2 separate regions of the Homo sapiens genome follow, and region 1 is linked to region 2. The links are chromatin loops, found by intact Hi-C in ENCODE. Cell type or tissue: PC-9. All regions are shown on one strand. Links, peaks and the distances in the headings refer to the core of each region. The heading gives the core; the rest is flanking DNA.

Evidence for each region. Peaks named below come from ENCODE experiments on the same cell type or tissue, not always from the same donor. Only the 100,000 strongest peaks of a DNase experiment are listed, where the experiment ranks them.
Region 1: a loop joins it to region 2, with 4 times the contacts of the local background. A loop is called at or near these places in 2 of 110 quality-filtered maps.

What each region holds. Positions count from the first base shown.
Region 1 is chr11:35,539,452-35,544,838 of GRCh38, forward strand. No RefSeq gene overlaps it. Among named protein-coding and RNA genes, the nearest start is that of PAMR1, 17 kb to the left of the region's middle. In PC-9, for the core only: no CTCF peak of the experiment used is centred there; a DNase peak (open chromatin) is centred at 2,720; H3K27ac peaks cover 912 bases.
Region 2 is chr11:35,590,421-35,595,807 of GRCh38, forward strand. No RefSeq gene overlaps it. Among named protein-coding and RNA genes, the nearest start is that of FJX1, 25 kb to the right of the region's middle. In PC-9, for the core only: no CTCF peak of the experiment used is centred there; a DNase peak (open chromatin) is centred at 2,921; H3K27ac peaks cover 745 bases.

The DNA.
Region 1 (5,387 bases), core at 186-5,185, 51 kb before region 2:
CAATTTCAACCAAGACAATGCATATGACCAGAAGCCCAGACCTAGGCTAAGGGAGCAGGGAAGGCTTCCTGGAGGAAGTGTTGCCAGAGCTGAATGTTAAAGGATGAAGAAGAATTGATGGGATATTAATAGATGGAGTGATACATTAGTGTTCCAGGCATGGGGGAAGCAACACTTGCAAAGGCAGGCTGGGCAGGAACGTGGTGTGTGTGGCAACTGAAAAAAGGCCAGTGTAAACCAAAGCCCAGAGATCAAAAGGAGTATTTTATGAGTGGAGGCTGATAAGTTAAGCAGTTCTCTGTTAAGGACTTTGTCTTTAACTTAAAGGGGGGTGGTCGCCAGCCTGCAAGACGGTGTCTCATAATTTTGGCCTCCTGGTTGTCACGAACCTTGCATGATCCCCTCCCACAGTGTACCAGGGTTGGTATGTGTGACCCATCACAGATGGGAGTAGTGACCGCACATCCCTCCCGAGATTAGTTTATGAAAGACACTGCTGCCTCCATCTGCACTCCCTCCTGGATCACGTGCCTTGCGGGAAGTCATGTCCTGAGCAGCCCTGAGGACAGGCTCCCAGGCAAGGAATGAAAGCTTCCTGACAACAACCATCTGAGTAAGCTGCTGGAGAGAAAAAGCTGTTTTCCCTCTACCCATCTTAGATTCATTGGTTGGCTGGGCTCTGCAAATTAGACTGATAAAAGTCAGATAAACAAGAGAAAAACAAGCAGAATTGCATTAACATGTGCATGACACATACACATGGGAACACCCAGTGAGTAACACAAAGGGGTGGCTAGAACTTGGGCTTATATTGCATCTTAACAAAAGAACCATACAGTTTTAGAGAAGTGATAAGACAAAGGAAAAGGACTTTGAGCTTCTAGGGGTGGCAAATTATGGAAAGGCAAATACATGTGGGGGCTAATGGAAGAGAAGGACTCATTGGTAAGGTTTTTAATGAAGATTTCTCTGGTGCCCTCTCTGGGCTTATAAGGGTCTACTGTTGTCTCTAGTGACTAACTTCTGTCCTTCCTGGTAGGGAGAAGAGAGAGGGCACCTTTACAAACTTACATCGTGTTTCTGGCAAGTAGAGGGAGGGCAGATAACTCTTCTTGTATCTATCTGCTTTTCCTCCTTTGCCTTCAGCTCAAAATAATTCTTAAGCCAAAATGGCATATTTTGGGGTGGCATTTTCTGCTATCCTTCAGAGTCATCTTGGAAATGATGAAATCCAGCCCCAGTCAAGTCTTCAGAAACCACAGCCCCAGCTGGCATCTTGACCGCAACCTGATGAGAGAACCATAAACCCAAGCTGCCCCCAGATCCCTGACCCTCAGAAACCACGTGAGATAATACATGTTAGTTGTTTTAAGATGCCATATCTTAGGGTAATTTGTTATGCAGCAATAGGTAACTAATACGTAAGAGCAGCAACAGAATTAAACTTGCTAACTGTGACTTTGAACAAGTCACTTCACCTCTCTGGGCATCAGTTTCTCTCTTCACCTATAAACAGAGAGGAATAGGCTTGGGTAATAGAATGTTAGCCCAGGAAAGATTTTAGATATAATCTAAGAAGGCCACAAGTCCCTGAGGGCAGAAGAGTGGGCATGGATGGGGACCCAGAATGACCCAAGCTGCAAGGCAGCCGGGAGTGTAATAATAACAAAAGCCTAATATTTATTGGTCACTTACCCTGTGCTAGGCACAGTGCATGCATTATCTCATGTAATTCTCCCATCTAGCCTGAGTTAGGCACTGGATTGCCCCAATTTTACAGAAAGGAATGCGAGGCACAGAAACACTAAGTCAATGACAATCCCATCCTTCCATGCTTCTGAAAGTTGCAAATAAGTTGTTTGGGTCTAGAAGTAACTGCTACTAAATGCAAAGCAGAAATCACTTGCTCTTTTGCCATCCCCTTGGTTCCTCCCCAACACCACCCTCATCAGCATCCTCTAGAAAATCATCCCGACCAGATAATTATTAAAGTGGCCCCATTCTACCTCCTGGGTACAAATTCCAAATTTTCAACCCCACTCGGCCTGGGAGTTTGGAGGTGGGGGCCATAAATGGCAGTGGGATGTGGTGTTGATGGTAAAAGCCAAGCAGCAGCCACACAAGTGCCTTCCAATCATTCATTTCCTGACAAAACACTACAAAGATGGCCATTGAAAATTTCTCCAGACTCATTGGAATTTGGGGTCTTTGTTCCCATGTCTGGAAACACATCAACCTGCCAATTCTGGTAACAGAGTCTACGATGATGCTCTTGGCTTTCATTGTTTTTGGCAAAAGCACTGCTAAGTGCTGCTTTATTTTTTAGTTTTTGTCTCACTTTTCAGAGAAGATAAATCAACTGTAAAAGTGTGTTATGAAAACCAACTTGGCAAGCAAGATCTCCTGGAGAGGAGCAGGGGTAGCTTTATTTTCCATTATCTCAGTGTAAAACAAATAGATTTATCCTTCTTAGATGTTCTTGTAAGGTCATCAGGAGCACGTGATTTAAACCATGGCCCTTGGCCGACTCCAGTACAGAGCATGATCTAATCAGGCCTGGAATTCTCAAAGAAGAAAGGAAGAGAAAAAAATTGGCCTCATTATGAGGATTTCAAAGTTATCTCAGTACAAGGAAGTTTTTCCTCTCTGCCGAAACCTCCTGAGAATCCTCCAAAGGAAGCCTAATTCTTGACATGTTTTTAAGGTTCTCTGTTCCATTCACAGAGTGAGGTTAAATCTGGGCAGACCAGGCCCTTGTCTTCATTCTTCTCCCAACAGGCTCAGACCTTTCTCAGCTTGGTGGCTTTGGTTGGAATGTTAGGATTGAGCAACAGTCACAAAGTATTTAACCTATCTGAGCCCATGTTTCCTCATCTGTATGGCTGCCATCAGAACCCATACTGAGACTTAATTATTTTTGTGAAAATTAAACTAGGTAATTGATATAAAGTGATGAGCACATCGCCAGGCACGTCCCAACGAGTCATTTAACAGAGAAGCTATGGTGTGATCAAGGGTATAAGGATCACAGCTGGACATTCTGCATTTGTATCCTGGCTCCATCACTTACCAGCTACAGGCAAATTACTTGATCTCTCTAAGCCACAGTTTTCTCATCTGCAAAAGGGGGTGGTAATGGTATGTATCTGCTACTTCACAGGATTGTTAGATGGATGATATGAGATAATGCTTAGACTATGCCCAGAACATAATAGATAGTAAGTATGTGGTAGTTATTACTACTGTGACTTCAAAAAGGATGACAACAACCACCACAGCTACTATGACCAATGTGACCTCTCAAGTATTATTTTGGGCCCTTTGATTACTAAGCAAAGCAAATCATCTCTGTGTAACTTAAAAGAAAAGAAAATACATTAGATGACTCTGAGACAACTGAAAGAATCAACAGCTAAATTGAATGGCCAAGGTTTGGAAAGAACCAGGAAGCAGAAGAGCCCCAGATATGTCAGCCACAGGAACTAATGATGGACTCTTTAGGGTGCCACTGTCAGGACCCATCAGCTCCACCAGGTTGCCATCTTTGAGCCACTGGCCAAAGGAAGGTGTACACTCTGACATCCCAACCAAGACCAGTTCCAATGGGGAGGGATAATTATATAAAGGAAAGCCTAGTTGTTACTGAAAGCAGAGGCCAAAATACTGGGGAATCAGAAACAACTGATACCAGCCATAATTATGAACGCGCCTACCACTATTCCTACTAATATTAATATTTATTATAATATAATAGTTGCAGTAGTGCTCCTAGACCAAACCAAGGGTCAGGCTGCTTATTTTCACAGCCCAATAACAAAAATGCAGATGAACTGAGAGAAGGGAGTTTATGTCTATAACTGGGTACAGGGAGAAGGCCTGGAAAATATCGCCAGACCAACTCAAAATTACAAAGTTTTCCAGAGCTTATATACCTTCTAAGCTATACGTCTACATGTAAGTGTGCATTCATCGAAAGACGTAAGTGATTAAATTCTTCTAATCTATAACTAAGATCTGAATCCTGAACACCTTCCTCTGGAGCCTTAGTAAATTTACTTAATCCAAATACGTCCAGGTGCTGGGGTAATTACCCTTATCTTGTCCCCTGCGAAATCATGGAGGTTTGGGGAGTTCCTTTAGACCCCTAATAAGCTTCTTTGTGGAGGCCTGGGGAGTTTCTTCAGACCCCCAGTAAGACATGTTTAATCCTAAACGGCTCCTGTTAAGAGTTCCTTCGTTATCTTGTCATGCTTCAAAGCCCAGGAAAAGCCTAGGCAAAACTCCTGGTGGGCTTTTGTTACATTCCAGCCTTTGTATAGGGGCACTAGGTCTTTTGGCTTTTAATATTTAACTTAACCACTCAGTGCTGAAATAGTTGTTATGGAGGCCTGCCTGTTCAGCCTTTAGGGAGACCTGGCTTACCACAGTAGTTGCTGCTAATATTACCACAGTATTCCCCCCTTATCCTTGGGGAATATGTTCCAAGACCTCCAGTGGATGCCTGAAACTGCAAGTATTGAAGCCTATATATCTATACGTGTGTATATATATATATATATACACACACACACACATATATACATAGATATATATGTACACACACACTATATATACTGTTTTTTCCTATACATTCAAATCTATGATAAAGCTTAATTTATAAATTAGGCACAGTAAGAAATTAATAACAATAATAATAAAGTAGAATAATTATAATAATATAATGTAATAAAAGTTATGTGGGTGTAGTATCTCTATCTCTCTCTCTTTCTGTCACTCTCTCAAAATATCTTATTGTACTATACCAGGTAACTGAAACTGCAGAAAGAGAAGCCATGGTGATATGGTTTGACTGTGTCCCCACCCAAATCTCATCTTGAATTGTAGCTCCCATAATTCCCACGTGTTCTGGGAGGGTCCTGGTGGGAGAAAATTGAATCATGGAGGTGGTTTCCCCCATACTGTTCTCATGGTAGCGAGTAAGTCTCATGAGATCTGATGATTTTATAAGGGGTTTCCCCTTATGCGTGGTTTTCATTCTCTCTTGCCACCTCCATGTAAGACGTGCCTTTCGCCTTCTACCATGATTGTGAGGCCTCCCCAGCCACGTGGAACCATGAGTTCATTAAACCTCTTTTTCTTTATAAATTACCCAGTCTCGGGTATGTCTTTATCCACAGCGTGAGTGTGAAAACAGATTAATACACATGGATAAGGGGGAGCTACCATATTAATTCAAGAAAGGGCAAAAACAACAATGTCAACGAATATCCAACCCTGAACTTCATGAACACTGTCATTTCTAGATAATCAGACTAGCCAACAGGCTGGCACCATTTTTTTTTTTTTTTTTTTTTTTTTGAGACAGAGTCTTACTCTGTCGCCCAGGC
Region 2 (5,387 bases), core at 314-5,313:
TAGCCATAACAGAGGATTGAGAAGGGGAAGACTTTCTTGCCTCCATGCCTTGGAAGGAGAGGTGCTCTTCTCCCACCCTGCTGGGAGAGAGAAAGTCAGGGATGGCTCCAAGGATGCCAGCTACTTCTAGGATGTGACTCACTGTCCCTAAGGATACATCACTGTGATAACAAGCCAGAAATATGAGCATTGAGTTGCAGAAAGATGGCTTGAGTCCCTCCCTCCTCCTGATGCTATAGCAGGTTGCAGAAAGAACTGGGAGAGGCACCAGGGATCCTAGCTTATGGATGAAAGAGCTAAGCCAGGGAGTGGCCTCTCCCTGGTTGCTAAACCAACTGAGGGGCTCAACAGGGAGAGTGTGCCCTTGTCCCTGCTTTTGTCAGTTTCCTTACCTGTTACACTGAGACACTTTAGGAGTTGTTAGAGCTGAGGTTTTCAGAAGAGGTCCCAGGCTTGCCAAGTCGACAAGAGGAAAGATTGGAGGGTAGCCCATGGGAACCAATACTGCCTCTGCCATAGGTATGACACAGCTCAAAATCAGCTTGGAGAGCTCTCTGTGTCCAAGTGTGGTCCGGTTCTGCCTATTCTGTTGTCATCTTATATTACTCTTTTATCCCCTTAGACCTGTCACACTAGTCCATGGCTTTTCCAACCAGACCTATTATTTCTTGAGAATTATCTGAAAGTGAAAAGTTAGTTCTAATACTATCTCTTATAATGTACTTGCTAAAAATGCATCCCTAAAAACATGGAGCTTTCTACAATCTATCTATCTATCTATCTATCTATCTATCTATCTATCTATCTATCTATCTCTACCACCCTAGCTACTTCTGTTCTTACTAGCTACTGCTCAGACCCATGCAAGGACTTGAATCACAATTCCCCCCACGAATTCTGCAAATTTCATTTCTGTATGGTCATCACTCTTGTGTGCCTACAATGTGCAAGGCACAGTAGTAGACATTTGAAATATATCTTATTTAATCCTTACAATAGTCATGAGATGAGGGCAATCAGCCCCATTTTACAGAAGAAATGAAAACAGGAAAGGTTAGAAAGTGAGTAATTTGCAAAGGCAGGAGTCAAAAACATGGGTCTATCTTTAACCAAAGCCCATGCTCCTTCCATTATAATGCACTGCTTCCTTATTGCCTGCTCTTACCCCAAAGCTGCGTGTGGCCACACACCAATGCCTTCTCTCCATGCTGCTGCTGTTGCTTCTGCAGCTGCAAAATGAGAGCTCCCATGTAACCCTCTGATTTTTCACTGTCATTTTTGCGGAAAAATAACAACTTCTGGATTAAGTTCAGAACTGAACTGGACTTCACTAACTGGACTGAACTGAAAAAATCTCACTCTTCTTCAGAGACCCTTCATTTCTTGTTTCCATTATCAATTGCATCCACAACAATAGTGAAAACACGTCTGTTTATGTGTATGTGCAATATATATTCCTTTAGGTTGTCGACAAAAAGAAGACATAGAGAGAATTGAAATGTCTAAATGATTATATGACAGTTTATATTATGCCCCATTGCTGTCTCAGGAGAACTGTCCAAATATCAGTTACAGGGAGAAAATGACTTCACCAGAATGTAAATGCAAAACCAGCCAATGCTTTCCAGAATTTTGTCAACATATTTTAAACATCCTAATTATTGGACATATTACAGTTAGTCCATAAGGATGGCAAAGACCATTTTCCTTGTGCATCCTATTTCATCATTTATATTGGTAGAATGTGTACCTTCACTTTTAGAATAACGTCCCAGTTTTGTCCTTCCTGAACTTTTCCCTTCTTGTCACTGGTTATTTCTCTGTATCCTTCAGGTGGTTTTTGCTAAGTTCTTGAGGTATTACTTAATCGTGCCTTTCTGTCTTCCACGTTCTGAAGCAATTGAGAAGTATACAAAGGAATCAGAGGTCCTAATAATAGTGGTAATACTGGCTACCTGGTCTGGTGAATGGAAACTGTCCCTGTGATCTGAATGAGTTTTCTATTCCATACTGAGTTATACTTAGCCACCTTTTCATGGCCACAGCAGCTAAACAACTGGAAGCCTTTCCTCTTGAGGGCAGAGCTTGCCTTGGCAGACTCACCACATGAAAGAGGCAGGAACAGAAGGAAGAACCTATACCAGCTTCAGGCCATCTAACCTAAGAAAGGGAGCCACAGAGAGTATAACACTTAAAAAACCATTGCTGGCCAGGCACGGTGGCTCACGCCTGTAATCCCAGCACTTTGGGAGGCCAAGGCAGGTGGATCATGAGGTCAGGAGTTTGAGACCAGCCTGACCAACATGGTGAAACCCCATTTCTACTAAAAATACAAAAATTAGCTGGGCATGGTGATGCATGCCTGTAATCCCAGCTACTCAGGAGCCTGAGGCAGGAAAATCGCTTGAACCGGGGGGACAGAGGTTGCAGTGAGCCAAGATCGCACCACTGCACTCCCGCCAGGGTGACAGAGCAAGACTCCATCTCAAAACAACAACAGCACCAACAGCAAAAAAAAAAAAAAATATATATATATATGTAATATATATATATAAATATTTATATTTATATATTTAGATAAAAAATATTTATATTTTATATATATATATATATATATATATATATATATATATATATATATAGCTACAAATGCCTCCCATCCCTGTATATATGCCCCCGGCAATGTGGGGTTGCTACTGTTCCCATCACTTGCCTTGGCCAATGGAAAGAAGCAGAATGATGTTAAGCAATTTCTGAGCCAAGGTCTAAGTCAAGCAACCTCTGCATTCTTTCTCAAAATTCACCTACCAAGTGAAGAAGCCCAGGCTAGCTAAACCAGTGGAATGGCCATGTGGATAAAAACCAAAGTGCCCCAGCTGACACTTCAGCCAACTGCTAGGCCTGTAAATTACATCATCCAGGATCAGGCAACACCAATCAACATGCCAAGTGACCACAAATATGTGAGTGAACCCAACAAACACCACAGAGAATGGAAATGAACAATCTCAGCTGAACCCTGCCCAAATCACCAGGCCACACCAGTCAGATAAGTCCCTCTGGTATAAGGCTAGACAAGCAATGTAGCTTTAATATTGTTTTCTACAGAATATGAGGCATGGGGTAATATCCCCACTCAAGAGTTACGAATTCTACTGCTGTCGTGTATGCCAATGCCTTCCATAGGCACTAGAAAGGCACTTTAACCATTGACCATTATTCAAGGATCCATTGAAAAGTAGAGTATATGTTTCCTATTGCTGCCATAACAGATTGCCACAAACTTGGCGGCTTAAAATGAAACAAATTGATTATGTTATATTTCTAGAGGTCAGAAGTCTGAAATGGGTTCACTGGGCTAACATCAAGGTGTCAGCAAGGACACCTTGCTTCCTTCTGGAGGCTCTGGGGGTAAATCCTTTCTCTTGTGATTTCCAGCTGCCAGAGGCTCCATATATCCCTTGACTTATGACACTCTTCCATCTTCAAAGCCAGCAATGGCCAGCTGAGTCTTTCTCAGCCACTCTGACTTTTCTACCTTCCTTTTCCACATTTAAGGACCCTTGTGATTACATTGATCCCATCTGGATAATCCAGGATGCTCTCTCTATTTTAAAGTCAGCCGATTAACAACCTTAATTTCGTCTCCAACCTGCATTTCCCTTTGCCATATAACATAACATATTCACAGGTTCCAGGGATTAGGTCAGGGCATCAGCAATAGGAAACATATACTCTACTTTTCAATGGATCCTTAAATAATGGTCAATGGTTAAAGTGCCTTTCTAGTGCCTATGGAAGGCATTAGCATACACGATAGCAGCAGAATTCATAACTTTGGGGTGTGAGGGCATTATCTTATCTACCACAAATAGTGATCTCAGAAAGAGTAGCATCATACTACTCAGGAAAAATTAACGCTCAGTTCTTTTTTTTTTTTTTAGACAGGGTCTCTCGTTCTGTCACCCAGGCTGAGTGCAGTGGTGCGATCACAGCTCACTGCAACCTCAACCTCCAGGACTCATGGGATCCTCCCACCTCAGCTTCCCAAGTAGCTGGCACTCCAGGCATGCGCCACTATGCCTAGCTAGTTTTTTATTTTTTGTAGAGACAGAATTTCACTATGTTGCCCAGGCTGGTCTTGAACTCCTGGACGCAAGCAATCCTCTTGCCTCAGCCGCCCAAGGTGCTGGGATTACAAGCATAAGCTGCTGCAGCCAGTTACACCCAGTTCTTTACTTCCACCTCGCCTAACAGTTTCTAAGTGCTCTAAAAGTAGGGATAATAAGAAGTCATATTTCATGGTATGTTTTGGAGTTGATAATATAAGACAGACATGGAACCTTGTTGAAAACAAAATACATTTTATCTCTTGCTTCACTCTAATAGCCCTGTGAAGGCCAAGTTGACAGACTGTCCAGCTTCCCTCTCAATCATGTTGCCTGGAGACTGTCACCAATGCAGGCCTCATTGAGAGAGAAGCAATGTGTCTCAATCTGTCAGATGCTACAAGATTTCTGAAGGCAACGGCAGGGAGAGCACTCAACTTCCTGTTTCCATCGGTCTACTGAGTGGTGGGAAAGAAGTAGTACAGCAGCCTCCCTTGCCAGAAGCCAGAGAAGGAGATGGATGGATTAAATAATACAGAACTCTTCTGCCTGCTTGGCCATTTTCTTCTTGTAATTGAATGCTAAAAAGATGACTTAAAAAAAGAACAATTTGTCCCACAAAGGTGCATGCATATCTGTTAAACGGTACAAGACACAAAGGGTCATCCCTACAAATGTGATGTGCATTCATTCACTCTAGGCCCCATACCTTTAAAAAGTGAGAGTGTCCTTTCCCTACTCTATGTTTTTGTTTGCTTTGTTGAAGATTAGTTGGCTATAAGTATTTGGGTTTATTTCTGAGTTCTCTATTCTGTTCCATTGGTCTATGTGCCTATTTTTATACCAGTACCGTGCTGTTTTGGTGATATAGCCTTATAATATAGTTTGAAATCTGGTAATGTGATGCCTCCAGACTTTTTCTTTTTACTTAGTCTTGCTTTGGCTATGCAGGCTCTTTTTTGTTTCCATGTGAATTTTAGGATTTTTTTTTTCCAGTTCTGTGAAGAATGATGGTGGTATTTTGAGGGAAATTGCATTGAATTTGTAGATGGCTTTTAGCAGTAAGGTCATTTTCACAGTATTGATTCTACCCATCTATGAGCATGGAATATGTTTTCATTTGTTTGTGTCATCTGTGATTTCTTTCAGCAGCGTTTTGTAGTTGTCCTTGTAGAGGTCTTTTACCTCCTCAGTTAAGTATAGTCCTAAGTATTTTACTTATTTATTTTTTTGCAACTACTGTAAAAGAGGTTGAGTTCTTGATTTGATTCTCAGCTT